Regions from separate parts of the Homo sapiens genome. Here region 2 is linked to region 1. Evidence: read pairs that join two places in POLR2A ChIA-PET (ENCODE). Cell type or tissue: Panc1. All regions are shown on one strand. Links, peaks and the distances in the headings refer to the core of each region. The heading gives the core; the rest is flanking DNA.

Region 1 (16,964 bases), core at 4,921-12,920:
ACTGGACACCAAGAAAGGGTTCTTGGATCTCATGCAAGTAAGAATTTGAGACAAATCCATAAAGTGAAAGCAAGTTTATTAAGAAAGTAAAGAAATGAAAGAATGTCCACTCCATAGACAGAGCAGTGTGGCTGCTGCTTGCCCATTTTTATGGTATTTCTTGATTATATGCTAAACAAGGGGTGGATTATTGGTGAGGTTTCCAGAAAAGGAGCGGGCTATTCCTGGAACTGAGGGTTCCTCCCCTTTTTAGACCATATAGGGTAACTTCTTGACGTTGCCATGGCATTTGTAAACTGTCATGGGGCTGGTGGGAGTGTCTTTTAACGTGCTAATTGTATTAGTCTGTTTTCACGCTGCTCATAAAGACATACCCAAGACTCGGCAATTTACTAAAGAAAGAGGTTTAATGGACTTAGAGTTCTACACGGTTGTGGAGGCCTCACAATCATGGTGGAAGGCAAGGAGGAACAAGTCATGTCTTACATGGATGGCAGCAGGCAAACAGAGAGCTTGTTCAGAAAAATACCCATTTTTAAAACCATTGGATCTCCTGAGATTTATTCACTGTCACAAGAACAGCATGGGGAAGACCCACCCCCATAATTCAATAATATCCCATGGGGTCTCTCCCACCATAGGTGGGAATTATGGGAGCTACAAGATGAGATTTGGGTGGGGACACTGAGCCAAACCATGTCACTAATGCATTATAATAAGCAGTGAGGGTGACCACTGCCATCTTGGTTTTGGTGGGTTTTGGTCAGCTTCTTTACTGCATTCTGTTTTTTCTTCTTTTTCTTGAGATGGAGTCTCACTCTGTTGCCAGGCTGGAGTGCAGTGGCATGATCTCGGCTCACTGCAAACTCTGCCTCCCAGATTCAAGTGATTCTCCTGCTTCAGCCTCCCGAATAGCTGGGACAACAGGCACGCACCACCATGCTCAGCTAATTTTTGTAATTTTAGTAGAGACAGGGTTTCACCACGTTGGTCAGGATGGTCTTGATCTCTTGACCTCATTATCCACCCAGCTCGGCTTCCCAAAGTGCTGAGATTACAGGGGTGAGCCAATGCACCCAGCCTGCATTCTGTTTAATCAGCAAGGTTTTTGTAACCTGTACCTTGTGTTGACCTTCTATCTCATCCTGTGACTAAGAATTCCTACCCTCCTGGGAATGCAGCCCAGTAGGTCTCAGCCTTATTTTACCCAGACCCTATTTAAGGTGAAGTCTCTCTGATTCATATGACTCTGACACCTGGGCCCCTCCCAGAGTTCACCTGCAGGTGGTTCTTAGACACCTGCAGCTTCCTGTGCCTCTGCCTGAGTTCATTCTCTGGTCTATAGGAACATCCTTAGCCTATGCACACAGGCCAGACTAGAAGCACCAAGGAGAGAACGGCCCAAAAGACACCTCCAATCAATGCAGAAAGGGAGCTGATGGAGAAATATCCCCCGCTCTCTCGCTCCTTATGGGGAAGGAAATTCTGACTGTTCCACACAGTGTTTCATAGAGTTTTCAGTAGGATTAAGCCCTGGTTGTCCATCACGGTGGCCTTTATGCAATCACACCTTTTATTCATTTCCTCCCTTTCTCATCTCAGTTCATTTCCTTGCTGGGAACACTCACAAATAAAATGCTTGCACCCAAATCCTGTCTCAATATTTGCTTTAGGGACAACTCAAGACAGGTATAATAATAACTGCCTTTCTGGATTGTTGTCCTGATAAATTGAGGAGACTTGCCATGAGGGCTCAGAGGCAAAAGTGCTAAGACTCTGAAAAATCTTACTTAGGAGTGCTCCATGCAAAGCAGGGCTTGGTTATGGATTATTTAATCAAATGCAATGTTTCTTTTTCTTTTTTTTTTTTGCTCAAATTATATCATGTGCTTTATATTTCTTTCATTTGAAAGAAGCACTATATGGATGGAGAATATTTTAATCTTAGTAACAAGTTGATATATTCATAGAATGAGCTCAAGAAACAATTTCCAAGATGTCCAGAATTAAATCCTTTCTTTATTTGGTGGTCTCTCTTCTGAAGAAACAACCTGTACATTAATGGTTTTAGAGAAAGCTTTGCAAACTCCATTAGATAGTTAGGAAAACATCTGGACACCCAGGCTACCCGGTGATGAAGAGGATGACCTTGAGGAGGAAGGAAACAATACAATTAACAAGCTGAAAGTCAGTGCAATGCTTCCCCTCCAGACTGAACGGGGATCAAGTTACAGATGATTCTCCTAATTCGCTATAACCATGTTCTATGAAGTCACTGCAGACACTGAATTGGTGAATACCGAGCCGTCGCTCCTGGGGGACATATAAAGTTAGGATCCTGTGAGTCTTTGGTTACATTTTTGTGAACCAATCAACACATTACTTTTTTTTCTTTTATTTGTTTGGAGACTCACTTTGTCACCCAGGCTGGAGTGCAGTGGTGCGATCTCAACTCACTGCAGCCTCGACTTCCTGGGCTCAAGCAATCGTCCTGCCTTAGACCCCCAAGTAGTTGGGACTGCAGGTGCACCACCATGCCTGGACAATTTTTGTATTTTTAGTAGAAAGATGTTACCCAGGCTGGTCTCAAACTCCTGAACTGAAGTCATCTGCTCACCTCAGCCTCCCAAAGTGCTGGGATTACAGGAGTGAATCACCATTCCGGGCCTCAATGTATTACTTTTTTGTATGTGTTTCTGTTTAAAGACACCTTATTTTGTATATATTTTTAATGCATATTAAGCTCATGTCCAATGGGACTACCACTCCTGCCTGAGGGAGCTTCTCTAACACACCTATTTTCTCCATATGGCACGTCACAGCCTGTTGTCCTTACAAACACCAGACAGCCCTCAACACTATGCTTTGGGTCATTTTAAACAGCAAAATCGACAGCAAAATCCACAACAGAAAGCACAGAAACGTGAAAAGCAGAACACTAACTAGATCATGGAAAAGACACTGTTTACAGTAGAAGAGCTGGGACAGAAGGTGGGGCATCACCTTGTTCAACCTCAGTGAGGAATGTGCATGCTGGGAGATTGTTACGGGCTTAATTCTGCCCCACTCAAATTCCTATGTTGAAGCCCTAATGCCCCCACCCTGTCCCAGTACCTCAGATTGTGACTGTATTTGGAGACAGGGCTTTTAAAGAGGTGACTAAGTTCAAATGAGTCTGTGGGAGTGGACCCTAATCTAATCTGACCGGTGTCTTCATAAAAAGAAGAGATGGCCTGGGCAACCCCATCTCTACAAAGATTCCAAAAGCTAGCTGGGCCTGGTGGTGCACACCTGTAGTCCAAGCTACCCGAGAGACAGGCGGGAGGATTAATTGAGGCCTGGAATTCAAGACCAGCCTGAGCAACATAGCGAGACTCTGTCTTTACAAAAAACAAAAAAAGAAGAAGAAAGAGTAGTCAGGTACATCTTTTTTATATATTTATGCAGGAAAAACAAGACCTCTGCCAGAAGCTTACAGTAGGATTTGCTTGCCTCTCTTTGGCAAGAACTGTGCTCCAGGGCAAATCCTAGCTGCAAGGGAGTTGGGGAAATGGAGGATTTTTCAGCATCTGGAGTGGAGGCAGAGGTGGAGTGGCTCAGGAACATCTGTTGAGTTAACTCACAGGCAAAGTGTGCCAGAGCTTGATTCTCAGGTCAGCCAAGATGATCATGAGATGTTCCAGGCCTCCTTTCTACACTGCAGCTATCCCAGCGTGGTGCAAGAAAGCAGGGAATTCACAGATTGTTTTCTCCCCCTGGAAATTGGGTTTAGCTCATTTTGAGTTGCTTTTGCATTACCTAAAATGACAAGGCAGGCCACTCCATCACTTCTGCTCAGAAAAGCACCTTCTGGGTTCATGGCCTGTGCTTCTCTTTTCAAGACCTCCTGGAGCATGCAAGGGTCTCCCTCATGCTCCCTGCCTCCTGGGACCAGACACTCTTTCAGAATCTTCAAAATGCTCTCCTGCCCACCCCTTCCTGAGAACAGGAGGTCCTCCCAACCTTTCCTTTCACCTGATTCTGTAGAAGAAAGAATGTTCTAAGTTTAAGGATTGTTCCAGAGCAGTCTTGGCATCATTTTTATGGACCAGGCTTTAAGATTAAATCAGCATTTCCAACCTAGTTTCCATAAACCCACAGGTGTTCAAACATATGTCCTGGGGTTACTGAAATGGCTAAAAATGATTATAGCTCATATTTCCATTTCAGTTTAAAAAAAAAAGCCTGTATCAAGCTTGTTATTTACATGTTTTTATTACTTAAATTAGAACCATTTCAAAGCCTCCACGTGTATACTGGGTGAGCCCTCCACTGGCGGGTGGAGTATGGGTGGCTGTGGCCATCTCTTCCCCATGCATTTTCTCACTTATTGACTGACTCAGGCCACCAAGGCATGCATTTGCCCATTATGCAGGTTTAAATTGTCTTTAATTGTCTGCTTTTAAATGTCCATCTACTTTAGCGATTGCTTTAATGCAGGTATAGAATAGACTATGTTCAAAGATGAAAAGCATATGAAACTTTGAATTTTAAATATAAGTTAAATAATGGAGAATAAAAAGAGATAAGGATTTTTCAACTTTGTCTCCAGACGATTCTCGGCAGCCCTTGACTAGATCCCTAAATTATAGTCATTGTATAGAAAATGGCTTGCCGACATTTCTTTATATTTTAAAATTTAGTGTTACAAGAAGGAAGGACATTGAGAGAATCATCTAATTTGACTTTCCATCCTTTCAAATGCAGGCTTTATTCCCACTGTCTCTGCCATGTGCTATTTGGGAAGATTTGCAACCAAACAGTAACTTGAAATCTTCCCTCATCTTTTCACTTAAAGATAAAACACAATACTTATTTTTAAAAAATTAACCAGTTGATCGTGCACTGCTGATGGAAATGTAAAATGGTGCAGCCACTATGAGCTTAATAACCCTGAACTGTGCACTTAACAATAGTTACAATGGTAAATTCTGTGATTACATTTTACCACAATATAGAAAAATGTTCCCAATCTGGAACTCTCAATATTTTATTTAAAAAACTTTGCAGCCGGTAAAAAAAAAAAAAAAGTCAATGGATTGATTTGAAATTCGAGATTCAAGCATTTCAAACATCAAGACAATTTTTGTCCATCCTTAGAATATAACGGAGAGGTGAATTTCAATTCTATCTCAATATTCTTTTTTTTTAGTTTTAATTTGTTTGTCCATGAATCAAGCTTTTCATACAGAGTTAATGCAAAAACCCCAGCATTTTAGGTATATCTCATGAAATAAATATCTATATAATGCATTATGTCACATATGATTTCAAAGCGACACTGACTTAAAGTGATGCATTTTAACTGAAAAGTCCTGCTTTATCATGCACCGATGGGCGGGATTATCTGCGCAATGTCGCTGAGACCAAAAACTGCATGTCCGAGAGGACCCTGCCCCATAAGCTTCTGGTTAGCGTTTCTGGAAAGAGGAGTTCACAGGGGATTTGGAAGAGGAAAGAGCAACCACTATTCCCTGAGCATCCTAGTCTGGTGAAGGGAAGGATGGACCTAACGTGCTTGTGGGTCCAGCTGTCCCCGCCGACCCCCACTCCACCTGGGGGTGCACAGGCCTTCAGCTCCATTGACGGCCGGCACCTCCCACTGACTCCACATGCAGACCCTTGGCTGTGGGTCTAGAGGCACAGCGACCACTAGGGCTGCAGCTCCACAGTCCTCTCCATGGCCTGCTGCACTCCAGCTTGGGCTTGGCTTCCCAAATTTCCCTGCAGGAGCCAACTTGCCCATGCCGCCCGTGCTGCCCAGTGACCCCAGGAGAAAATAACAGGCTCAGAGAGAAGATGTGAAGTGAATCCAGGCATGGAGACAGGTCAACCAAGCCCAGGCTCCATCAGCCACACTCCAGCCAACCAGCAGAGGTGAACCCCAGAAACATGCCTGTCATTGTCTGCCAGTGGGCTTGGAGATGACTTGTTACGCAGCATAATTGCAGCACTCGCTGACGAATACACGTCTATCGTGTGCTCAAACAAGGGGTGCAAAGGTGAAAAAGTTTCATAAAAGAAGTTTCCGTTGTCTAAACAGCTCATAGTTGATTCAAGAGACAGATATGCAAATAAATGAAAAATACTGAGATAAGCGTTAGAAATGTATGAGCCCAGGGCAGTGGCAACTCCAAGGTGGAGTGGTGTGGTCTGCTCCTCCTGGGAGCCAGAAACCCCTCCTAAGGGGGGCTGCTCAGTGAATTTTCTCCAACCCCCTCAGCTCTGCCTTCCAACCTTCATTTCCCCAGGCTACCCACAACCTAACATCTACAATAAATCCCTTAGCCCATAATACTCATAGCAGTTTTGCTTCCCTAGTTGAACACTGACAGATATACCAAGAAAAAAATTGCAATATGGTTAAAATTCCTAAGATGGGTCCTACGATTACATATTACTGTGAAGGGGGCTTATGAATTCGGATACATTGGAAAACCCTCAGGTCAATGAAGACCTAAATGCAATTTCATTTCTATTTCACTGTATGATTTTTTTTCCCTCTCAAAAAAAAGCTTGCAAACCCCCAAATCCCACAAATTCAAATTTGGAGGAAACTAGGGCTGCCGTATCTGTATTTTATTCTCAGGACCTATCATAGAGGCTTCCCAAAGACTGTGAAGTTTGCTAATGTTTACTTCCCTAGCCTTTTGTGTGCCTCTTCCCATGGTTTCAGAAAAACCTGTCCTGGTCCAATCCTTAAAGCAATGGAGACTTTTGGATTCTGGGTAAAATCTGGCCAATTTTAGAATCCTAGCCTGTAGGCGATCACTTACATTTCCCTTAGGATTTAAATCAGAAGTTTCCCACTGCTGGCCAGGAGGTAGGTAGGTTTGGACTATCAAGACCTTGAATTTGACATATGAGTTATATTTCTGGTTTATTTGTCTTAAAATTGAAGGAGGGCTGGGCGTGGTGGCTCATGCCTATAATCCCAGCACTTTGGGAGGGAGAGGCAGGATGATCACTTGAGTCTAGGAGTTTGGAAAGAGCTTGGGCAACATAGTGAGAGCCCATCTCTAGAAAAAATTTTTTAAAATTTGCCAGGCATGGTGGTGTGTGTCTGTAGTCTCAGCCACTCGGGAGGCTGAGATGGGAGGATTGCTTGAGCCCAGGAGGTTGAGGCAACAGTGAGCGGTGATCATGCCATTGCACTCCAGCCTGGGCAACAGAGCAAGACCTTGTCTCAACAATCAACCAATCAATCAAAAAAATAAAAAATTGAATTAGCTGACAACTTTTTTATTTTTTTGAGATGGAGTCTTCTTCTGTTGCACAGTCTGGAGTGGAGTGGTGCGATCTCGGCTCACTGCAACTTCCACCACCCGGGTTCAAGCGATTCTCCTGCCTCAGCCTCCCTAGTAGCTGAGATTACAGTTGCCTGCCACCAGGCCTGGTTAATTTTTATATTCTTTTTAGTAGAGATGGGGTTTCATCATGTCGACTATGCTGGTCTCGAACTCCTAGCCTCAAGTGATCTGCCAGCCTTGGCCTTCCAAAGTGCTGGGATTACAGGTGTGAGCCACTGTGCCCGGCCTGTCAGTCAACTTTTTTACACATGGAATGATTTCTTATTAAAATCTTGATTCTGACCTCACCAAAAACAATCAGAAGATGCAACATGATTGGGTCCCGAAACCTACTCACCAAAAGGTGAACAGGGCTGAGCAACAGCAGTTAGCCCCAGTCCCCACCACCCCCTATTGTCTTAACCTCAGCCCGCTGCCTGTGTTTATGCTGCCTGCCTGGCTGCTGAGGGCCTTGGAGTTTACTGCGCAGGCCCTTCCCAGGCAATGGTGCCAGACACTGTGAACTGCAAGCCGTTCTGCTCAGACAGCACACAGTCTTGCCGCCTGAGCCCAGGAGCACTTCACATGCTTTCTGCTGTGGTGGATGAGACTTTTTGCACAGAGTACAGAACTTGAAGTTTCATCAGCTGAAAGTTTTTCATTTTCTTCTATCTCAGAGATCTCAGCCCACTTGCAAGCTTTTTATCCTTCTGACGGCTCCCCCCAGCTCCAAGTCTTTGTTGACGTTCAGATCCTGTCAGCCTAGATGATATTATCTGCTTCCTTCATCCTTGTTCTATCTCAGGCATAGCCTAAAAATCAAGTCTCTTCTGACGGTCCTGGCATTTTCTAAGGTTGTGATTTTATATATTACACTGCTTTCAGGTTGAATTTTTCTTTCACTACTTCAAAGTCCCTCTTTAATCATTTTTCAGGTTTTCTCCATCAGGTTTTTGCGTGGGAATTTTGGAGGGTTGCTGCCGTGGTTGTACTAAGGTGCAGGGTGATGCAAGCCCCCAATTTGGGCTCCATTTCTCAGTTGACCTCCCCCTGACACCCTGTGCTCCAGCCAGACTGAATGACCAGAAGATTCTGAACGTTGCACACACGTTTTTCCTTTGCTTATAGTCCCCACACCTCTGTAGCTGCCTGGTGAACTGCTATTCATTCTCAGTTCAAGACATCCTTCCCAGGAGGGGTTTCTGGCTCCCAGGAGGAGCAGACCATACCCCTTCACCTTGGAGTCGCCACTGCCCTGGGCTCATACATTTCTAACACTTATCTCAGTGTTTTTCACTTATTTGCATATCTGTCTCTTGAATCAACTATGAGCTCTTTAGACAATGGAAACTTCTTTTATCAAACTTTTTCACCTTTGCACCCCTTGTTGAGCACATGATAGACGTGTATTCGTCAGCAAGTGCTGCAATTATGCTGCGTAACAAGTCATCTCCAAACCCACTGGCAGACAATGACAGGCATGTTTCTGGGGTTCACCTCTGCTGGTTGGCTGGAGTGTGACTGATCGAGCCTGGGTTTGGTTGAGCCTGTCTCCAGGCCTGGGTTCCATTCACCTCTTCCCTCTGTGCCTGTTATTCTTCTGGGGTCAGCTAGATACCTCAGGCGTGTTCTTCTCATGGTGGTGGCCTAAGTGTGAGAGCACAAGCCCAACTGGATGAAGATACATTACATCTTGGCGTCTCACCTGCTAACATCCCATTAGCCAAAGCATGACATATGGCTAAGCTCAAAGTCAAATGGTGGAGAAATACCTTGCCCTTTGTGAAGCCATGACCAGGGTGTGGACATGCAAGATGACCACAAGGGAGTGAAGAATTCACACCAATCATTCAGTCTTCCCCAAGGTGCTGAAACATTTGTGCAATCAACAGATAGGAAATAGTTGAGAGACTCGGGAAAATTCCTCATTCACTGCATAAAAATTAACAACTGCAAATTTACATTCGTGTGAGACCAAGTTTTGGGAGGCTGCTCCAGTGTGTCCCCCAGACTCACACCCCCGACCCCCAGAAGCACTGGCTTCACTGACACCAGCCTCCCCTGGGGTTGAGTAGTTGCATCGTGGGGTGATAGAACACGGCGCCATCTGGGTAAACCACACTCCAGTCCCCATTGCTGTTTTCTCTAGCAACGCTTCACTCACACATCAAAAACGAGCAAGAGGCTGAAACCATATTAAAGTCTTTTAATTTGTCTTTATTTATTACAGGTGGGGTCTTGCTATGTTGTCCAGACTGAACTCAAACTCCTGAGCCCGAGCAGTTCTCCTTCCTTAGCCTCTCAGACAGCTGGGAGTACAAGTGCGCACCACAGCAGTGGACTTCCATATTAAATTTTTGTAAGGGGCTGGGCTCGGTGGCTCACACCTATAATCCCAGCATTCTGGGAGGAGTCAGAGGCAGGGATATTGCTTCAACTCAAGAGCTCAAGTCCAGCCTGGGCAGTATACCAAGACTCCATCTCTAAAAAAAAAAATTATCTGGGCATAGTGGTGCACACCTATAGTCCCAGCTACATGGGAGGCTGAGGCAGGAGGATAACTTGAGCCCAGAAGTTTAAGGCTGCAGCGAGCTATGATTGCAGCACTGAACTCCAGCCTGGGTGACAGAGGTTAAAAAAAAAAAAAAAAAAAGAGGGAAAAATTTATTGTAGGCCATCTTATTTTATTAGTCCATGACTGTGATATGAGTTTTGGGGTATATGTGGGAATTATCAACAAAGCATAGGAAAGAATAGCTCCTCTGACTCATTTTTGTTCCATTAGTAATATTTGTTCTTTTGATTATTTGTGAGATTCTATTAAAAGAAACCAAGGAAGAACAGCCCTTACTACGATCCTGCCTGTCAATGTTTATTTCAGCGATATTTACGCCATGAAATTTGTTTATAAGATTTTTTTCTTTGTCAAGTTGTTGTGGCATTTCCCTCCATAATTTATAGAGAGGCAGAGGTTGGGAGGAATATGCATAAATATTTATTTGCTGAACAGTTAATTCTTACTGTTAAAAAATGATCTGGGAAATTTGAGGGGAATAAATTTTCATTACGTAGCAGGAAATGTTGAATGATTGAGTCAGCATTTTAGAATGCCTGCCTGTGAAATAAAGGTAGGTCCATAAACAGTGAGGGGCTGTTTGGATTTGCCTAGATAGGGACATTTGCCCAGCGTGGGAGAACAGAGGGGGGTTAGAAGATAGCAAAAAGGCATTCTGGCCGGTCGCGGCAGCTCACACCTGTAATCCCAGCACTTTGGGAGGCCGAGGCGGGCAGATCACCTGAGGTCAGGAGTTTGAGACCACCCTGGTCAACATGGTGAAACCCCATCTCTACTAAAAATACAACATTAGCTGGGTGTGGTGGCACACGCCTGTCATCCCAGCTACTCAGGAGGCTGAGACAGGACAATCGCTTGAACCTGGGAGGCAGAGGATGCAGTGAGCCAAGGTCGTGCTACTGTACTCCAGCCTGGGTGAGACACAGCGAGATTCTGTCTCAAAATAAAAAAAATAAAAATAAAAAAGTAAATAAAAAGCATTCTGAGTAAAGTCATGATTGTGAGCTGCAAAACACTGACCCCTGTCACTTGGAACTAGAGTTGAAAAATTACATGTGGGCAATCGTATTGCTAATTACCATTGACAAGGTGTCTTCTTAGTCGGTGTAGCTTATGTGCGTGACATATGGCCAAGCTCAAGGTCTCAGAGGGCCATACCCCAGTGCATGTGTAAAGAGACGAGGTTTGGCTGAGAAATGTCTCATTACCATCATTTTCTATAAAAACCACATGAATTATTTTAGGGCACTATGTCTCACCACCCCGGTACAGAGACAACGATAGGGTTTATAAAACACATTCTCTTGGCCAGGCGTGGTGGCTCACGCCTGTAATTCCAGCACTTTGGGAGGCCGAGGCGGGCGGATCACCTGAGGTCGGGAGTTTGAGACCAGCCTGACCAACAGGCAGAAACCCCATCTCTACTAAAAATACAAAATTAGTCGGGCATGGGGGCACATACCTGTAATCCCAGCTACTCAGGAGGCTGAGGCAGGAGAATTGCTTGAACCCAGGAGGCAGAGGTTGCAGAATCACTTGAATCCAAGATCACGCCATTGCACTCCAGCCTGGGCAACAAGAGCAAAACTCTGTCTTTAAAAAAAAAAAAAAAAAAAAAAAAATCCTAGACTCAATAGAAAGGAATGTCTGGGTTAAGATAAGGAGCTGTGGAGACCATGGTTTTATCCCGCAGATGAAGTCTCCAGGTAACAGGCTCCAGAGAAAATGGATTGTATATGTTCCCATCAGACTCTAAGAGTCTGTTCTACCAGCCTTAAGGTTTCTGTGTTGAAGTTAATACTGGTCAGCTATGCCTGAATTCCAGTGGGAGGAGGGTATAATGGGGCACATCTGACTCCAGTTTTCCATCATGATCTGAACTAGTTTTTCCGGTTAACTTTGGAACACCCTTGGCCAAGAGAAGGGATCCATTCAAATGGTTGGGAATTTTACTTGGCTTAGAATTGCATTTTTTGTTTGCAATGCATAACCATCAACTGAAGTTCATAGTTTACATTATGGTTCACTCTTGGTGCTGTGCACTGTATGGGTTTTGACAAATGTGTAACGACATGAATCCGCCATTATGGTGTCATACAGAGCAGTTTCACTGCCCTGAAAACCCCCTGTGCTCCACCTCTTCATTCCTCCCTCCCCTCAACCCCTGGCTGAGTATGCGATGAGTATACTGAATATACGATGCTAACTCATCAGCATTTGCAACGTCTGGCTCCTTTCTGGCCCCCATGCCTTTGAGGTCAGCGTGGCCAGGCAACTGCTTTTGGCCAATGAGATGAAGCAGAAATGAACGGCATTGCTTGCAGGTGGAAGCATTTCAATCCCTGTAGGAGAGCCTCCCGGATGCTCTCGCCCTGCCAAGGTGTGATTACAGCAGCACATTTTAGATATTTTATTTAATATTTGCACAATAAAATACGTAATATCTGCACAATGAAAGGCAACATTTGCATAATAAAATAGGTGATATTTGCATAATTAAACAGGCAATATCTGCATAATAAAATAGGTATTATCTTCATAATAAAATAGGTAATAGCTGCATTTATAAAATAGGTAATATCTACATAATAAAATAGGTAATATCTGCATTAATAAAACAGGTACTATCTACATAATAAAATATAATATCTGCATAATGAAATATTTAATATATGCATAATAAAGTAGATAATATCAGCATTCATAAAATAGGTAACATCTACATAATAAAATATGTAAAATCTGCATAATAAAAGGTCTAATATTTACATAGTAAAATAGGCTATATCTGCATAATAAAATAGGTAATATCTGCATATTAAACTAATATTTGCATAATGAAATATGTGATATCTGCATAATAAAATATGTAATGTCTGCATAAAAAATAGCAAATATCTGCATAATAAATATGTAGCATCTGCATAATAAAATAGCTAGTATCTGCATAACATTAGATACTATGCAAAGATAAGCCATTACCTGGAAGGAGACTGCCCAGAGAGTTACTGAGCCGCACGGGGGACTTGGGGCAAGCAAGAAACAAACCCTCACTATGTTAAGCCACTGAAGTCTTGCGGTCCTTTATTACTGCAGCATAACCTCACCTAATCCTGGGAGTGTGTGTGGAGGTCACAAATGTTCTCAGAGTGGCCTTTTGCAATGATTATCTTGGTCCAGACTAGAAAGAAAAATGCTGCTGTTCTTAGTGGTAAGTGATCAACTGCATTCTACAAAGTGGGACAGCTTCTAAATGTAGCTGATAAGCCATACACGAAAATGACAACCATTTCAGCAAAGCTGAATACCTTCATATTTCAAAATGCTCCACCACAGACAATAAGTTTTGATGACCACATGATTTCCTTTATTTTGGGACCTCAACACATGAACTGCATTATGAACTGTATTATGAAAGAAACCACTGACACTTTTTTACCTCGCTTATTTATTCAACAAATATTTATTGAGCGCCAACTCTGCATCTAGCACTCTTCTGAGTGATATATCAGGGAATGAAGGAAGTAAAAATTCCTGTTGGCCTAGAGTTTACATTCTAGGGAGACACAGGCAGTAAACGACAAACACAGTACATAAATAATGGGCACAGCATGATAGAAGGCAATAAGTTAAAAAAAAAGTAATAGTAAAAAAAAAAAAGCAGAGTAAGGAAGATGAGGAAGGCTGGGGATGTGTTGCTATTTTGAATAAATGGTCTGGAGAGAACTTATTGAGAAAGTGACATTTGGGCAAAAAATTGAAGGAGGAGGAGAGAGGGCACGTCATATAAATATCAGAGAAAGTATGTTCTACAGAGATCAGATCACCTGTGCAAAGGCCCTGAGGTGGGGACAAGCCTGGGGTCTTATAGGAACAGCAAGGAGATCAGTGTGGCTGGATGGAATGAGAAAGTGGGTGACAGAGTGGAGGGGGAGAGAGAAGATGTGTCTGACGTGCCGTGCAGGTGACATAGAGACAGAAGAAATTGAGAGACAAATAAATACAGAGCCAATTTCTCAAAGAAAAATTGAGAGCCAAGAAGAGACATGATCTGTTTCTTTTCTTTTTGGGCCTCACTCTGTTACCCAGGCTGAAGTGCAATGAGGCAATCATGGCTCACTGCAGCCTCCAAATCCGTGGCTCAGGCGATCCTCCCAGCTAGGCTTCCCGAGTAGCTACATGGCTAATTTTGAAATTTTTTTTATAAAGACAGAGCCTCACTATGTTGCCCAGGCTGAGCTCAAAGTCCTGGCATCAAGTAATCCTCCTGCCTTGGCCTTCCAAAGCATTGGGATTACAGGCATGAGCCATGCACCCGGCCTGACAAATGTTTTAACAGGATTGCTTTCCCTGCTGTATGGAGAGAAGTTGCAGAGACCATAGAAGGAACAGGGAGACCCCTTAGAAGACGCCACAGTCTTCTGGCACCCAAAGCAGAGGGGGTGAATGAGGCTGCCTAGATTCCAGGTTCATGGTTTCCAGGAGGAGGCAAGCAGATCTTGCTGTAGTTTGACTGTGACATGTGAGAGATAGAGGAGAGTGAAGAATGTCTCCAAGGTTTTAGCCTGAGCAGGGGGATGGACAGAGACATCAGCTCAGTTGGGAAGACCCTGAGAGCGATAGCCTCGGGAGGCAGACAAGGAGCTCAGTGCTGGTCATGCCAGGCATGAGATGGCTTGAGCCGTTGTGTTCATGTCCTGGGACTGCCAGAACAAACAACTGTAGATGGGGTGGCTCAAAACAACACAGTTTGTTCTCTCACAGTCCTGGGAGCCAGAGGTCTGGAATCTAGTGGGACCGTGCTTCCCCTGGAGGAGGCAGGGAGAATTTATTCTTGCCTTTTCCAGCTAGTGGTATTCCTGGTGGCGAGGATGCATCACTGCAAACACAGCCACCATGGTTCCATCACTGTGTGTGTGTCTCTCTCTCTCTTTTTTCTTGACGGAGTCTCACTCTGTTGCCAGGCTGGAGTGCAGTGGCACGATCTCAGCTCACTGCAAGCTCTGCCTCCTGGGTTCAAGTGATTCTCCTGCCTCCTGAGTAGCTGGGATTACAGGCGCACTACCATGCCCAGCTAAATTTTGTATTTTTAGTAGAGATGGGCTTTCACCATGTTGGCCAGAATGGTCTCGATCTCTTGACCTCGTGATCCACCAGCCTTGGCCTCCTAAAGTGCTGGGATTACAGGTGTGAGCCACTTGTGTGTCTCTTACAAGGACTCACAGCTGGATTTAAGGCCTACCCGGATAATTCAGGATCTCCTTATTGCAAAATCCTTCCAATCACATCTGCGAGGACCCTTTTCCCAAATAGTCACCTTCATAGCTGGCCAGGATTCGGATGTGGGTATATTTTTTTGGGGGTGGGGCACTCTCAGCCCATTGCAAGTCTTCAGTGGCTTAAGGAAGAGGTCTCCAACCCCCAGGTCATGGACCAGTACTGGTCCATTAGGAACTGGATCACGCAGGAGGTGAGTGGCTGGCAAGTGAGCAAAGCTTCATCTGTATTTACAGCCACCCCCCATCACTTGCATTACTGCCTGAGCTCTGCCTCCTGTCAGATCAGCCGCAGCATTTGACTCTCATAGGAGTGTGAACCTTATTGTGAACTGCCCATGGGAGGGGTCTAGGTCATCTGCTTCTTAGGAAAATCTAATGCCTGATGATCTGTCACTGTCTCCCATTATCCCCAGATGGGAGCATCTAGTTGCAGGAAAACAAGCTTGGGGCTTCCACTGATTCTACATTACGGTAGAATCTACATCTATTATTACTGCAATGTAATAATAATAGAAATAAAGTGCACAATAAATGGAATGTGCATGAATCATCCCGAAACCATCCCCTTGCCCCTGTCTGTGGAAAATTGTCTTCCATGAAACCAGTCCCTGGTGCCAAAAAGGTTGGGGACTGTTGCTGGTTGAAGATCAGTCTCTCAATGGGTGTGTACCCACATCAGACCAAATCTGTTTCTTCAACTTTTTTGTAACCAAGTTGAGACTTGTTGTTAGTTGCCATGGTTATGGTCAAGTAACCTGAGCACTCCCAGATGAACCAAGTGTGCAAGCATAGGGGAAACCTAAGTGCTCGACTGAGGGGTGGGGACTGAATTAAGAAGCCGACACCTCATGGCAGAATCCAGGATCCAATCAGATCAAGCTCTGGGGTCACCCCATGACAGTGTCCAGTCAGATCATGCCTCCTGACATCACCTTATTGCAGGATCCAATCAGATCACACCTCATTACGCTATGCTTATAAAACCCGACTCAGCTGGGGATGCTCTGGGGAACTCTCCTCTGTGCTCTCCTGAACTTGTTGCAAGTAATAAAATCCCCCTTGTTAAATCCTCCCTGTTTGTGGTCATTGAGTTGGTACCCACCAAGAGACGGAGCCTACCCATTGTGAGGTTAACAGGTGGTCTCACTGGGGCTGGGCGAAGTTCTTGATATAATAGTTTAGGTTTGGGGGGCATAGTGAGGTGAGGAACTAAAAGTGAGTTTTGATACATACATAGTTGCTTAATAAGCAAATGCTTTGCCCTGTTGAGCAATCTCACGTCCTGAAAGGTGTCTGTCCCAGCAGTGTAGCGTTCAGCTAAGTTGAACTTGAAGAAGTTCGTGAATGAAGCAGTGAAGCTCTTCACTGCATTATAGCCTGTGTGCCTGAGCAGAAACCCTCTGGTCTTAGTCCTAATCTTTAAGCTGAGTGCACAGAGATTGAGACAGCTTCACAGGGGCAAGATGAATCTCCTGACCTCCCTTCCCTGGGTCAAGGTCTTGGAGGGGAGGCGTGGTAGAGAAGCAAAAGAGAAAGCCAGCAATCGAGAGCCTAGGTTTCTTTTTTTTTTTTTTTCTAGTTCCACAGACTCTCTTAATTCTCAGTATTCCTTTTTTTTTTTTCCCTTCATGTCTTTTTTTTTATTATTATACTTTAAGTTCTAGGGTACATGTGCACAACGTGTAGGTTTGTTACATATGTATACATGTGCCATGTTGGTGTGCTGCACCCATTAACTCGTCATTTACATTAGGTATATCTCCTAATGCTATCCCTTCCCCC
Region 2 (16,964 bases), core at 3,261-11,260, 760 kb after region 1:
TCAAGTGTATGCAGGCTATAAAAGAGAAGTTTCCTCTATAACCTTCAATTGGTTTTAAAAAAGTAAGATAAGCAAGATTGACATACATACATAAACGACATGAATCGCAACCTAGCTTTCCTTTCATACACACGTGGAAATGGTCTCTCCTGGTGACTTTCAATGGGATACAACACAGGAAACTCATGGTATATTCACATAATGGAACAGCGCACTGCAGCGAGAATGCAGCAACAATTGCTACACATAGCAACACAGGTAAATCCCACACACATCAAGCCGAGTGAAAGAAGCCAGACAGAATTTTCAAAAAAGCTTATAGCATGTGCTACTATTCAAAAGTTCATAAAAGTTCACAGCCAGATAAAACTAATCTATGGTGTCAGAGGTTAAGGATAAGGGTTACCTCTGAGGGATGGGATAGCGACGGGGGTGAAGGTAATGGGATGGCTTATGAAAAGCAGGTCAAAATTTATTTCCTGATGTGGTTACAAAGGTACATTTACTTTGTGAAAATGGAGAGAATACTAGATATGATTTGTCAATGTTTTGTAGATCTGTTTCAATAACATTTTTTAATATGGATGCAGCACACTTGGCTTCTAGCTGTAGCATCACTAATTAGCTACCTGATCCTCATCAGGACTTACAGGTTTTTGTTTCTTTATCAGCAAAATAAACAGGATTATATGACTCGTCATTTTTCTACAAAAGTCCCCAAGATCCACCTGCATAATCAGCTTTCTAACTTTCATTCAGGCCTCCTCCCCTCTCTGCTCACACCGAGCACTCCAGGCACACTTCACTTCTTGCACATTTAAACCCAAGCCAAGCTCTTTCCTAGAGTTACGGTCTGAATGTCCCCTCCAAAACTCATGATGAAATGTGATGGCCATTCTAACAGTAATAAGAGGCAGGACCTTGAGGATATGATTAGGTCATGCAGGCTCTACCTTCAGGAATGGATTAATGCTGATACTGTGGGAGGGAGTTAGTTATCAAGGGAGAGGGGTCCTAATAAAAAGGGTAAGTTGGGCCCCCATCCTCTGTCTCATGCACTCCCTTGACCTTCTGACTTCCATGACAGGATGATATAGCACAAAGGGCCTCCCCAGATGAACTGCCATGTTGTTGAACTGTCCAGCCTCTAGAACCAAGAGTCAAATATACTTCCATCATTTTTGAATCACCCAGTCTGTTACAGCAGCAGAAAACGGAGTGAGACACCTACTGTGGGGCCTTCCCACTTGGTCTTTCCTCTACCTAGGATGCTCTGTGCATGCTCATCTTTGCTCATCCTTCAGGTTAACTAAAGCTCCTCCTGCACAATATGCTCTAACAAGTCATTATGTTTATTCCATTTACAATAGTTATCAGATACTGAAATTAAAGTGTTTGTAGGTTACTCTACAGTACATTAGTCTTGATCACTTCTGAATTCCTAGCACCTAGAACAATGCCAGGAACTAAGGGGATAGCTAATAAATATCTGTTGAATGAATAAATATAATAACACTAATATCAGCAATAGCTAGTATTTATTATTTACTTTGTGCTGGAAACCATTCTAAATGCCTTATATATATATTAACCTATTTCTCACAAAAGCCCTATAACATAGATGTCATCATTATACCCATTTTAAGAATGAATAAACAGAAGCATGGAGAAGTTAAATAACTTGCTCAATGCTACCCAGTCAGTAGGCAGTGAAGTCATGATTTAAATCCAGATAATCTAGCTCCAGAATCTACCAATTCTATATATTTTGACTCCAAATGTCACATATTTCCTTAATACGGAAAATTTCTTTTCAAGAAGTCATACTCAACTTTAAATTTTTGGTAATTTATTTGTGACATTACTAAGCTGTTCTTATAAACTACTGTACATTTAATAAACATCAAGTAGCACATTAGAAATGTTAACACTGAAACTAGTTGCACATTAAACTATAGTGTATAAACTGAATATATAGAATTTAAATATAAATACATAGGTTATTTTGTCATTTTGTTGATCACTATATTCCATCATAATTGGTATATTAGTAATACAATATTACCAACCTCTCACAAGTATTTATTCATTTATTCATTCAAATAAATAAATATTAAATTGCATCTATGAGTACGGCAAGAACTTACAGTAGGAGATTTAACCTAGTCGATGAGATGAAATGCAGGAGCTGAGAACAAAAGTGTTGGCAGCACTCCAAACCGTTAAGCAGGCCCTCTGGTGGGAGCAAACATGGCGAGTACCCTTGGGCAGTACGAAAGAGTGAACAGCAAGACTTTCTGCAGGTGCAAAGAGAGTGACTGGAAGTGGGATGAGCAGGGCCAGGTTGTGCAGGGCCTTGCAGGCAGGGCCACACGTGTTCTGGTTCCCACCTCATCGTTGCGTGACTGTCCATGCTGCCCACCTCACATTCAAGTGTCCGAGTATTAACAACGTGTGTGATCACCCTATTTATAACCTTGTAAAAAGTACTGTCAATATGATAATGATGATGATGATGATGATTAGCTCTTACTACAAAAGGACAGCCAGTTGTGGTGGCTTATGCCTATAATCCCAACACTTTGGGAGGCTGAGGCGGAAGGATTGCTTGAGCTCGAGTGCAAGACCAGCTTGGACAACACAGTGAGACCCCATCTCCACAAAAAGTTTTTTAAAAAATTAGCCAGTGTGGTGATATACACCTGCAGTCCCAGCTACTAAGGAAGCTGAGGTGGAGGGATTACTTGACCCAAGGAAGTCAAGGCTGCAGTGAGCCGTGATTGTGCCACTGCACTCCAGCCTGGCAGTGTGGGTGACAGACCAAGACCCTGTCTCAGAAAAAAAAAAAAAGACAGCAAAAAGCCTTTGAAGAGGTTGTGTGATTGTGTTGTTAAAAGAACATTCTGGCTGTAATGTGAGAAGGAAAAAAAGAGGGCGTGGAATAGTGGGAGGACACCAGTCCAGAGGCCACTGCAGTGATCCGCTTTAAAGCAATAGTTAGGTGGGAAAAAGATTCAGTGATAGATTGGTTATGGATGTGAGGGAGAGGGAGATGTCAAGAAGGATTCTTATGTCTCTGACTTGTACAACTTTCTGTTCAATAAACATGCACTGATGCTATGTACCAGCCTCTGTAATCAGCATTGAGAATACAAAGTGTAAGACACAGTCGCTGTCCCTTAAGCGCTTATAATCTAGGTCTGATGCAGGAATGTAAGCAGTAAAGTGTTAGATGCTGTGACAGCACATGTAACTCAAAGTCAGGAGTTGTCGAGCCTTGTCCTGTTCCAAGAGTTCTGCCTGCTTCTGCTGCAACTGACATGCGTTAAGCTGTATATCAACTGCATTCTTAAATTTGAATGTAGCCATGTGTCCAATTTCCTTTTTCCTATGTACTTCAGCAAAAATCATCTCCTCTTATTACCCAAACAGTCTAATAAAGCTGAACTGCAATGGAGGTAGCTTTGATCCTGTGGGATTTACTGAGCTACAGGCTTTATTAATGTCTGGCCATTTGCACTCTGTTTAACAACAGAAAAAGAAATGCCACTTCATATGGTTCCAGTGTCCTACACGAATGAGTCATAGAAAACATACATCTTTTCGAAAGGGAAAAGCTTCGAGATAGAAACTCAAAAATCTGAATTTGGTTTTGCTATTGATAGAGCATCATCATTTTAATATAGTATACAACGGATTTGAATTAAAATGATACTACAACTCAATTTTTCATGGACTTTATAGTTAAACAAACATGCCTATACCATGTACAAATTATAAGGCTGGATACTGTGAGCTGGTAGGAAAAAAAAAGCTCATTTTAAAGAATGGTTTCATATAGCTGGCAAGCAAATATCTCGAGATCCAAATGGCCGTAAAATTATGGTTAGCACAGACACTAACATTCATTATAAGGAGAAGGGAAGGGAAAATATGTCAACACCCTGGAATTTTAAGCGTTCAAATTAAAATCATAACGACACGTATTTTGACATAGATTAGCCAAGGTGGGGAATAGCACTTCTCTGAGCCCAGCACTATTTACCATTGAAATACATACAGTAGGTAAACAAGTTAAAAGAGGGCATTAAGGTAACAAAACACAAAACTTTGGGGACAGAAAGGGAGAAAGAAGGATCAGTATTCAAGTCTGCACAGATGCCCTGCAAAAGCATTTGATCTTTACATACTTTAAATGGGAAAGAGAACATCCTGAAATGATTCATAAAGAAAATGATTGAGTTGCCTCTAAGGTAAAGTTATAAAACTCTGACCTGGGGAAAAGCCAATGGCCCACATATTAATCTTTGAAGGGTGTGTGTGTATTTCAAATAATAATAGACATTCCCTTCCTCAGGAAAATGAGCAGACGTTAGGAATACTTCTGTATTCTAACAACGAACATTAGAAGACCCTAGAATAAATTACTAAGGAAAAGTGAAATTTCCATTTTCATATAGAAAGTGTTCTATTCTTAAAATAGAACATAAATCATTTATGAAAGAGAGAGTCTCATCTGTGTGGATAATATAGGTTTAAGGTCTGCCCAAAGGACAGGAATAGACTTAACATTGTCTCAAGACAACATCATAATTTTTAACTTTTAAGTTCAGGTTCAGCAGGATGTGCAGGTTTGTTACATAGGTAAACTTGTGCTATGGGGGTTTGTTGTACAGATTATTTCATCACCCAGGTATTAAGCCTAGTATCCATTGTTACTCTTCCTGATCCTCTCCCCGCTCTCATCCTCCACGCTCCAACAGGACTCAATGTGTGTTGTTCCCCTCTCTGTGTCCATGTGTTCTCATCATTTACCTCCCACTTATAGGAGGAGAACATGTGGTATTTGGTTTTCTGTTCCTGTGTTAGTTTGCTAATGATGGCCTCCAGCTCCATCCATCTCCCTGCAAAGGACATGATCTGCATAGTTTTTATGGCTGCGTAGTATTCCATGGTGTATATGTACCACATTTTCTTTATCCAGTCTATCATTGATGGGTATTTGGGTTGATTCCATGTCATTGCTATTGGGAACATATGTGTCTTTGTGTCTCTATAATAGAACGATTTATATTCCTCTGGGTGTATACCCAGTGATGTAATTGCTGGGTCAAACGGTATTTCTGTCTTTAGGTCTTTGAGGAATCACCACACTGTCTTCCACAATGGCTGAACTAATTTACACTCCCACCATTAGAGAAATGCAAATCAAAACCAAAATAAGCTACCAGTTAGAATGCCTGTAACTCAAAAGCCAAAAAATAAGAGGTGCTGGAGAGGTTGTGGAGAAAAAGGAAGGCTTACACAACATCATAATTTTATGTGAAGATGACACTTCCCTAAGTAAACATTTAAGGTTTTCAGATCCAATGTAAATGTATTTAATGTTACCTCTCCAATGTGAGAATAATCTTCTGCTCATCTAGAAAGGGACCATGACCCATCTATCTGCAGAGGAAAAATCATTCACATGGGCAGCAGCTGGAGCCTACTACCTCATCCTGCGTCCCCCGGCTTCCCTAACATCAAGAAAGGGGGTCTTGCGATGGATTTTCATTGCTGTTCCACAACAGCTAAAATTAAGTCGTATCATCTGAAACCCTTCAACGGCAGAATGAATAGGAATCAACTATGAGGTATCAAGCAAGTTGAACTGCAAGTTCTTCTTTTGACTCTGCCCAAGAGAGCTTCCACTAGGATAATCATCACCTATTTGATAATTTGCCCTTTTCTCCTGCATTTTAAAGAGATAATGAATAAAGAAATAATCAACCTCCACTTAGCAGAAGAATCAACTGTACCACAAACAAGGGGGGTGGGGGGTAGTCTGTGAAGCCCACAAAGTCCACGTGTCCCGGTGAAGTGACGATGAGCTGTATTAAGCCATCATAATCAGCACCGTCAATCAGGTGCGAGTCCAGCCGGGAGGACCAGAATGCCAGTGTGAATGGAGTAATCAGCCAGGGCAGGTTATTACTGAACTCCGCTTTTGCCACAGCTGAATTTCCCAGGGCGACTAATCTTTCAGTTTAAACCACTAATCTTCCTTTCAAAACTTCTTTTATATCAAATTCAAACATTTTCATGCCCCAAGCTTATGAATTTACCATGAGCGAAAAGTTTTATTTTTCAAATTCCAGGGAGAAACAAAAGCACAGGGCAGAATGTATCATTTGTGAACAACTATTCTGAGAAATGTGGGTAGAAGATCCTTTTCTGGTAAGTGTAGTCATTCAAATTTCAGCTGCTGGCAGTTCATTATGTATACCTATTGAAGCCAGGAATTTAATCTCACAGTGCAATGTGCTTTCTTCATAATAGTAATATCAATCTTTTTAAGGACAACAATTATGATTTTCAAATGTACTTCTGGGGTGAGGTTTAAATAGATAACTAGATATGTGCCACTCTAGTTAAATATGCAAATATAGACAGGTCCACATTATGATGCTGTAAGAGGATCCTATGATAGGATTTTTAATTTTTTTATTTCCATAGGTGTTTGGGGAATAGGTGGTGTTTGGTTACACGAGTAAGTTCTTTAGTGGTGATTTGTGAGATTTTGGTACACTCATCACCTGAGCAGTGTACACTGTACCCAATGTGTAGTCGTATCCCTCACCCCCGTCCCACCCTTTCCCACAAGTCCCCAAAGTCCATTGTATCATTCTTAGGCATCCTCACAGCTTAGCTCCCACTTAGGAGTGAGAAGATACAATGTTTGGTTTTCCATTCCCCAGTTACTTCACTTAGAATAATGGTCTCCAGTTCCAGCCAGGTAGCTGTGAATGCCATTATTTCACTCCTTTTCAGAGCTGAATAGTATTCCATGGTCGTACTAATTTACATTCTCACCACCAGTGTAAAAGTGTTCCCTTTTCACCCCATCACCACAATCATCTATTATTTTTTGATTTTTTCATTATGGCCATTTTTGCCGGAGTAAGGAGGCATAGCATTGTGGTTTCGATTTGCATTTTCCTGATCAATAGCCATAATTTTTCAAAAATCAAAAAATAATAGATGTTGGCAGGGACGTGGTGAAAAGGGAACACTTTTACACTGCTGCTAGGAATGTAAACTAGCACGACCACTATGGAAAACAGTGTGAAGATTCCCTAAAGAACTGAAAGTAGAACTACCCTTTCATCTAGCAATCCCACTCCTGGGTATCTACCCAGAGGAAAAGAAGGCATTACACGAAAAAGAGACCTATGATTGTTTTAGGACAAAGTCCTCTATCTGCTAAGCTGAGAAAAGGCAGTGAGGACAGGGCAGTTCAGGCTGCCCTTTTTGTCACCACCCAAGTAAGTCGTTTGGTTATTAAATGTGAACTAGAGGCGGCGGTGCAAGAGGAGGAAGAGCAGGAGGAGAAAGGAGAAAAAGGACATAAACGAATGGTACATACTAATTCCCAAACTATGTAATTCTCCCTCCAGTGAAAAGAGTTGGCTCTATTATCACAGCAAATTCCCAGGCTTTGTTTCTTTAGCTTATCATAAATATTTCTAAATACTTCCCAGTGGTAGACTTTCAAATATACTTAGATGTACCATCATCTTCTGTCAATCTAAAAAATAAATAAATAAATTACCCACCCAACTTCTCTGTATTTTACCTTATCTCTCTCTACTACTGCCTTGTAAAATAAATGTCAGACATTTCAGGATGAAAGGCAGCTACAATTGAAAGAATATATCTCTTATTTCAAACAAAAAAACTAACACAAGTCAAAGATTGTGCTGCGTATTCCTTGATCTCACCACAAAGTCATCATTTTGTACTCAAAAATCTGACTAACAAGTGTGGGATTTTCTCCAAGTAATTTGTCCCTGGTGTCCTCTCCATATTTGAGTCAGTCCATGTGAAAACAGAGAAAGCAGGAGGGTCCCTGAGATTTCCATTAAACAGCACTGTGAATAGTTTGCCTATGCAGTCAGCCAGTGGGGAAGTCAAACTGATTCTCTGTTTTCTCTGAAATCAATGCAAATTAACACCATATTTAAGGGAACTCTGGGGGTAAACCTACCCTTCCAATATTTTCCCCTAAGAAACCATTCAAGCTTCCAGTGAGATTAATCCACAATTGAAGCTGATGGTAGAAACATATATGGCTATATTTATGTACTAGTTTTATCTTGCACTGTGCTAATCTATTTCAGTATATAAATTAATAAGACACAGTGGGATAAATACAATTCCCGTTTCTCCAAACTGAAATAAGCTTCCAGCTCTCCAATATTTTACTTCAAAGTAGAAGTATACTGAACTGTCATTTCTATGGTTTGTAGTGAAAAAGTATGACCAACCAAAATAAGAGTAAGGTTATCAGAAATAACCAACATTATTCTTGAATATGGCACAATATTTCTTTCAAAGATTCTTTCGAATAATCTTAAGAAATCAACCCTGATTAAATAAAAAACTGAAAGGTCCAAGAAAAGAATCTCAAATATGATTTACCTTCTCCTGCTTATCTGTTTGCTGGTGAGTTTACGGCAAATATGTACTGCCATAAAAACTGAGATGTAACAGATATCCACATGGTGAAGGTTTAATTTTATATCAAGAAATTACATGAGAAAATAACTTGAAAGGACATCTAAGTCCAACCAAAGCTTATTGATTTTAGCAAAGTTACAAACCATGGAGGTTTCTCAAGAAGTAATAATATGTGATTTGAGTTTAGAGCAAGTACTTTGGAGCCCTGGGTTCAAATCCCAGCTCTATGCCAGGTATGATGGCTCCTGCCTATGATCCCAGCACTTTGGGAGGCTGAGGTGGGCGGATCACCTGAGGTCAGGAGTTTGAGACCAGTCTGGCCAACACGGCAAGACCCCATCTCTACTAAAAACACAAAAATTAGCTGGGCATGATGGTGTGTGCGTGTGGTCCCAGCTACCTGTGAGTCTGAGGCAGGAGAATCGCTTGAACCCAGGAGGCAAAGGTTGCAGTGAGCCAAGATCGTGCCACTGCACTCTAGCCTGGGTAAGGGAGTGAGACTCTGTCTTGGGTGGCGGGGGGTGGGGAGGCTGGGCACCGTAGCTTACGCCTATAATCCCAGCACTTTGGGAGGCTGAGGTGGACAGATCATAAGATCAGGAAATCGAGACCATCCTGGCAAACACAGTGAAACCCCATCTCTACTGAAAATACAAAAAATTAGCCGGGTATGGTGGCACGTGCCTGTAATCCCAGCTACTTGGGAGGCTGAGGCAGGAGAATCGTTTGAAACCGGGAAGCAGAGATTGCAGTGAGCAGAGATCACACCACTGCGCTCCAGCCTGGGCAACAGAGTGAGACTCTGTCTCAAAAAAAGAAAAAGAAAAAGAAAAATCCCAGCTCTCCCCTGACTAGCTCTGTGATCTTGGACAATCTACTTAACCCCTATGTCTGGGTTTCTCAATCAACAAAGCAATAGCACCAACTTCTTCAAGAGCAGCAGTTCTCAAAGTTTTTGGTCTCAGGATCCCTTTGCAACATACAAAAAAATTAAGGACACCTAAATTCTTGTTTATGTGACTTATTTCTTTCTGTATTTATCATATTAGAGAGTAAACCTGTGAACTTTAAAAAGTTATTAATTCCTTAAAAAATCAAAGTCATTACATTATTAATACAAAAGACATTTATGAAAAATAACTATATTATCCAAAAGAAAACTAAAAATTCTTAAGAGTGGCACTGTTTAACCCTTTTTCAAATTTTTCCAGTGTCTAGCTTAATAAAGGACAACTAGATTCTCACACCTGCTTCTGCATTTAGTCTCTTGTAATATGTTGTTTCAGTTGAAGGATATTAATAACATACAGCCTCCCAGATACATGGCTGGAAAGGAGGGGAGTATTTTAATTGCCTTTTCAAACAGCTGTGAATATTTTTGTTAATACTTTAGTAAAACTAAACAAGTGTCAGTTTCATAAAGGTTAGTTGCAACGCGGACTCTGAAACCGCATAAATGACACTTTGGTGCTTTGTTACATTAACATCTTTCAGACTGTCCTGTACTTGGAATGGATCTTATCCATACACATGTCTTTCCTGGTTCGCTGAGTGATGCAGACCTTCCAAACGTTGACACGTTTCATTATACAATGTAAAAAATATCACAAATTAACACAGCTACCTATCTCATCAGACACCTCCTTAAATAATGCGAAAGTGTCAAGCTCATGGTGGGCATATTCAAGGTTTCCAAAATGCTAATTTTTACTTATGAGCTCAATTTTTATCTTTAGCCACAAATACTGTCAGTTGTTTTCATTGATGCAACAAGCTTATTTTCTTCATTTTCAAGAAAATCCTGCAAAATACCCAAGTCTAAATTACCATAGTTTTTCTGTCAGTCACTACTTCAAGTAAAAATGGGGTGCCATGCAAAAAAGCAGCCAGTTCAACTCCCAGCTCGGACAACCTCCCAAATCCTTTGCCTTGAGACAACCGGCACATTTTGGCGTACAGCAGAAGAGTTTATATGTAATTCACATTTCGACACAGAATATTTTAATAATTTTATTTGAGTCAAAGCTTAATAGAATTAATAATTTTTACTACTTTAAGGCTATTTTTGAGAGAGCTAGATTTTGGTTTTTACTCATAGGTGTGTGGCACGGATGAGTAACACACCAGCTGGTGTAGTTTGGCACCACTGCCTCGGGATACGCGCTCAGGTGCCAGAAGTTTTCTCACGACTGCTTTTAAATCGTTGCCAAAAGCTCAACAAGGGGACAAAGTACAAAGGTCTATTCTGATGAAATGATTTTGGCCTTGTGGCCGCCCCCTGCAAAGGGGCTCAGGGTCTGCCACAGGTTCTTGAACCACACTTTGGGAACTGCTGCTCTAGACTTGTCTCAAGGATTAAATTACCCAATGTGTGCAGAATGCTTACGCCAGCACCTGCTAGAAAAGCACAATCTACGTGTTAGTTCCTATTAAAACATGTTGTCACAGAATGAAATTGCATCTTCCTACAGAATGCTGGATCTTGAACTTCATCCACAACACATTTACTTTTGGCTTTCTAAATAACACACATAAATCAGGCCACCGTCTTAAATGTCACTAACTATTAAGCCAAAGAAGTTGTTCAATTTAAAGAAAAGAAAGCATTCATACTTTCAATTACTTCAGAATTCTAGAGAAGTCTAGATATTGGTTTGATTATTTGCTCTGTCATTCAACAAATATTTCTTAAATACCTAGTAAACGTCTATGAAATGGGAACACAAATGAGAATTTTGAAAAAGGAACACAGAATAGGATCACACCTTCATGGAGCTTATCTTCTAGTTTAGGGAGATAAACAGGAAACAAAGAAAATATATAGTATAGTCGGTTTTACTAACGCACATATTTCTTTTATTCAAATTACTTCATATGTGGTTGAGAGATAGGAACTGATATTTGTATAACACAGAAGTTGTAGTGATTTATGTATGATTTCCCCCTGGAATATTAAGGATCTAAGGTGCTTATGAACAAGCTTTATCACTGAACCCAAAGGTGAGCCTTAAAATAAAAGGAAATGATCAGCAGCAGCAGCACAACAAATTACAATTTTAAAAACTAAAAAAAAAAAGGGCCTTCCTTTGTGTAGTGCAGGTAGTGACTAGTGGCCAGTTTAGGGGCTTCACAAACCACTTCACTTTCTATGACATTACACTATTGAGAGAAGTTGAAGGTGCATCTTGGAAGCCCTTTCTCTTTTTATCAAAACAGCAAATCAATGAAGAAAGTTACTAGTAGTATTATTTCTTTATTAGTGTCCTGATTGCAAAATTCCATAGATTTTTGAAGGTTTGTACATAACACTTTTTTCAGTGTTGTACATAACTTTTTTCATAAGTTGTGTTATTTTGGTTTATGATTTCACAGATTTTTTTTTTCAGGAAGACACATACAGAATAATAACAGAAACACCTTTATATAATGTAATGATAATGCTATAGAAAAAATAAAAGGAAGAAGAGGAAAAAAGAAATCTGGGGAAGAAGTGGCAATTTTCAACAAGGAAGATTGTTTTAAAAAGGCCTCGTTGAGAACGGGGTATCTGAGTAAGAAAGGGAAGCAGCTGATGAAGAGAGTCATGCACTCAGGTTTCCTGACAGCAGGAAAAGCAAGTACAAAGTCGCTGATGTGGGAGTCAGTCCACTGTGTTCTAAGACCAGCAGTGACACCAGGGTGGATGAAGTGCAGTGAGTGCGGGGGATGACAGATGAGGGTAAAAAGTAAGAGGAAGAAGTCTTATGGGACCCTGGACTTATAAGGGACAATGGAAGCCAATGGGGAAATTTTAGCAAAAGTTTGATAAGTTCTGACTTCACTACCTCACTCCGCACTCAACCCTGATGCAACTGGGCTACAAGTGCTGAAGCCGGGAGACCACTCAGGAGGCCATCTTGTTAATCCAGATGAGAAAGGACGGTCATTTGGTAAACTGGTTGCAGTAAAGGTGGCAATGGTTGATCAGACCTGGGGCCTAAGGGTGAAGCATAAGAGAAAAAGAAGAATCAATGATGATACCAAAATTTCTGGCCAGAAAAACCAGAAAGATGTAGTTGTCATTTCCCGAAATGGGAACTCATGATGGAAGGAGCTGGCTCAGAGGAAAAGAACAAGAGCTCAGTGTTGAACTTAGGATGTTTGAAATACCCACTAGACATCCACACAGAGCTGTTAAATTAGCAGTTAGATTCATGAAGTGTATGTTATTTTCACAAAAATGCAAAATTAACACCTTAGAAATTAATATCTTTCAAAAGTAACATCTGGAATTAGATAATTGGATCATTCCAAATCATAAATTTTATCTTAAAAAATCATCAATTAAAAAAAAAACTTTTGTCAAAGACATGAAACATACAAATTAAATGAACCAAAACAACTTAATTTGATCAGAAGTTAAAATTTAAATGTCCTAGACTATTTCAAAAACAAACCTAAAAATAGAAATCACCTTATCTAAAATAAAGATTTGCAAAAGCTCTGAAATAATTTTACTCTGAAACATTTTAATTCTCATTTTCTTACCAAGTATACCCAGTTGGTATCCCAAATCTAATTATGTAATCAGACATAGTGAAAATTACTCTGGAAAAAAAAAGGAAAATTAAATAGTAGGTGACATTTCTATTATTCAAGAGAGAAAAATGTACTGCCTAAATATATAATGGAATCAATAATTTAGGTGCATCATTTTAAACCATCAAGCTGTTCTTTAGCTTCCTTCCCAATAAGAAGGAAAAGTCAACATTATTAGTAAACAGGAAGGTCTTACATGCCTGAGCAATGAAGTAGATGAGACTCAGCAGTTCACTGACGACTGTGGGCATTTTTTCCTTGAGAATATTTTTCCTTAAGTGAAACATTATTTCTTCAAACCATAAAACAATCTAATAAGCACTGAGCTACGTATGCTTTCTCCTTACAGATAGAATTATACAGTAAAAACTTCCTGACAGCCTAAAATTCCACAATATATCCCTTTGGATTATTTAACTGTTCTTTCAAATGCCAAAACCACAAGGTGGAAAACAATTACATTATACAGTAGACATCACACCTAGTGTGTGTGTGTGTGTGTGTTTCTTGTTTTTTTTTTCCTCAAGTGCTATAGAGCATTAATCAAGATAGAAAACATCCTAGACTAGTAAACAAACCTAAAAAAAATTAAAAGAACTAAATTTATACAGAGTGTATCCTCTGGCCATAGTATTAACAGAATAAAACTAGAAAACAAAAACCAAAAGACAACAGGAATATCTCCAAAGACCTGGAAACTGAATGACAGAATTTTTAAAAATAAACAAGTCAGAGAAAAAATGTTTGGGGCTGGACACCGTGGCTCATGCCTGTAATCCTAGCACTTTGGGAGGCCGAGGTGGGCAGATCACCAGAAGTTGGGAGTTCAAGACCAGCCTGACCAACATGGAGAAACCCTGTCTCACCTAAAAATACAAAATTAGCCTGCCGTAGTGACACATGCCTGTAATCCCAGCTACTCTGGAGGCTGAGGCAGCAGAATCACTTGAACCCAGGAGGTAGAGGTTGCAGTGAGCCAAGATCACACCATTGCACTCCAGCCTGGGCAACAAGAGCAAAACTCTGTCTCAAAAAAAAAAAAAAAAAGAAAAGAAAAGAAAAAGAAAAAGTCTGGAATTAAATAAAAAATAAATAAAACAATGAAAATATACAAAACAATGAAAATACAGCATATCAAAATATGTGTGAGATGCAGCTAAAGAAGTGTTGAGAGGAAAATGTATAGCACTAAAATGCTTACATTAGAAAGAGGGAAAGCCTGAAGTCAATAACCCACCTTCCTACCTCAAAAGAAGGAAAGTGAAAATAAATTTAAGGAAGAAAATAATAAAGGTAAGAGCAGAATCAGTAAAAAGGGACAGAGAAAAGTAATACAAGGACCAGATGGATTCACAGCCGAATTCTACCAGAGGTACAAAGAGGAGCTGGTACCAATCCTTCTGAAACTATTCCAATCAATAGAAAAAGAAGGAATCCTCTCTAACTCATTTTATGAGGCCAACATCATCCTGATACCAAAGCCTGGCAGAGACACAACCAAAAAAGAGAATTTTAGACCAATAGCCTTGATGAACATCGATGCAAAAATCCTCAATAAAATACTGGCAAACCGAAATCCAGCAGCACATCAAAAAGCTTATCCACCATGATCAAGTGGGCTTCATCCCTGGGATGCAAGGCTGGTTCAACATACGCAAATCAATAAAGGTAATCCAGCATATAAACAGAACCAAAGACAAAAACCACATGATTATCTCAATAGATGCAGAAAAGGCCTTTGACAAAATTCAACAACCATTCATGTTAAAACTCTCAATAAATTAGGTATTGATGGGACGTATCTCAAAATAATAAGAGCTATCTATGGCAAACCCACAGCCAATATCATACTGAATGCGCAAAAACTAGAAGCATTCCCTTTAAAAACGGGCACAAGACAGGGATGCCCTCTCTCAGCACTCCTATTCAACATAGTGTTGGAAGTTCTGGCCAGGGCAATCAGGCAGGAGAAGGAAACAAAGGGTATTCAATTATGAAAAAAGGAAGTCAAATTGTCCCTGTTTGCAGACGACATGATTGTATATCTAGAAAACCCCATCGTCTCAGCCCAAAATCTCCTCAAGCTGATAAGCAACTTCAGCAAAGTCTCAGGATACAAAATCAATGTACAAAAATCACAAGCATTCTTATACACCAATAACAGACAAACAGAGAGCCAAATCATGAGTGAACTCCCATTCACAATTCCTTCAAAGAGAATAAAATACCTAGGAATCCACCTTACAAGGGATATGAAGGACCTCTTCAAGGAGAACTACAAACCACTGCTCAAGGAAATAAAAGAGGATACAAACAAATGGAAGAACATTCCATGCTCATGGGTAGGAAGAATCAATATCGTGAAAATGGCCATACTGCCCAAGGTAATTTACAGATTCAATGCCATCCCCATCAAGCTACCAATGACTTTCTTCACAGAATTGGAAAAAACTACTTTAAAGTTCATCTGGAACCAAAAAAGAGCCCGCATCGCCAAGTCAATCCTAAGCCAAAAGAACAAAGCTGGAGGCATCACGCTACCTGACTTCAAACTATACTACAAGGCTACAGTAACCAAAACAGCATGGCACTGGTACCAAAACAGAGATATAGATCAATGGAACAGAACAGAGCCCTCAGAAATAATGCTGCATGTATATCTACAACTATCTGATCTTTGACAAACCTGAGAAAAACAAGCAATGGGGAAAGGATTCCCTATTTAATAAATGGTGCTGGGAAAACTGGCTAGCCATATGTAGAAAGCTGAAACTGGATTCCCTTCCTTACACCTTATACAAAAATTAATTCAAGATGGATTAAAGACTTAAATGTTAGACCTAAAACTATAAAAACCCTAGAAGAAAACCTAGGCAATACCATTGAGGACATAGGCACAGGCAAGGACTTCATGTCTAAAACACCAAAAGCAATGGCAACAAAAGCCAAAATTGACAAATGGGATCTAATTAAACTAAAGAGCTTCTGCACAGCAAAAGAAACTAACATCAGAGTGAACAGGGAACCTACACAATGGGAGAAAATTTTTGCAACCTACTCATCTAACAAAGGGCTAATATCCAGAATCTACAATGAACTCAAACAAATTTACAAGAAAAAAACAAACAACCCCATCAAAAAGTGGGCGAAGCATATGAACAGACACGTCTCAAAAGAAGACATTTATGCAGCCAAAAGACATGAAAAAATGCTCCTCATCACTGGCCATCAGATAAATGCAAATCAAAACCACTATGAGATACCATCTCACACCAGTTAGAATAGCAATCATTAAAAAGTCAGGAAACAACAGGTGCTGGAGAGGATGTGGAGAAATAGGAACACTTTTACACTGTTGGTGGGACTGTAAACTAGTTCAACCATTGTGGAAGTCAGTGTGGCGATTCCTCAGGGATCTAGAACTAGAAATACCATTTGACCCAGCCATCCCATTACTGGGTATATACCCAAAGGATTATAAATCATTGTGCTATAAAGACACATGCACACGTATGTTTATTGTAGCACTATTCACAACAGCAAAGACTTGGAACCAACCTAAATGTCCAACAACGATAGACTGGATTAAGAAAATGTGGCACATATACTCCATGGAATACTATGCAGCCATAAAAAAGGATGAGTTCATGTCCTTTGTAGAGACATGGATGAAACTGGAAACCATCATTCTCAGCAAAATATCACAAGGACAAAAAACCAAACACCCCATGTTCTCATTCATAGGTGGGAATTGAACAATGATAACACATGGACACAGGAAGGGGAACATCACACACTGGGGACTGTTGTGGGGTGGGGGAAGGGGGGAGGGATAGCATTAGGAGATATACCTAATGCTAAATGACGAGTTAATGGGTGCAGCA

Evidence for each region. Peaks named below come from ENCODE experiments on the same cell type or tissue, not always from the same donor. Only the 100,000 strongest peaks of a DNase experiment are listed, where the experiment ranks them.
Region 2: POLR2A ChIA-PET joins it to region 1 with 10 read pairs; 2 of 35 experiments call an interaction of 5 or more read pairs at or near these places.

What each region holds. Positions count from the first base shown.
Region 1 is chr7:4,359,749-4,376,712 of GRCh38, reverse strand. No RefSeq gene overlaps it. Among named protein-coding and RNA genes, the nearest start is that of FOXK1, 310 kb to the left of the region's middle. In Panc1, for the core only: no CTCF peak of the experiment used is centred there; no DNase peak of the experiment used is centred there.
Region 2 is chr7:3,601,766-3,618,729 of GRCh38, reverse strand. All of the region lies in intron 1 of SDK1 (sidekick cell adhesion molecule 1), which reads right to left. Among named protein-coding and RNA genes, the nearest start is that of SDK1-AS1, 260 kb to the right of the region's middle. In Panc1, for the core only: no CTCF peak of the experiment used is centred there; no DNase peak of the experiment used is centred there; H3K27ac peaks cover 5,474 bases.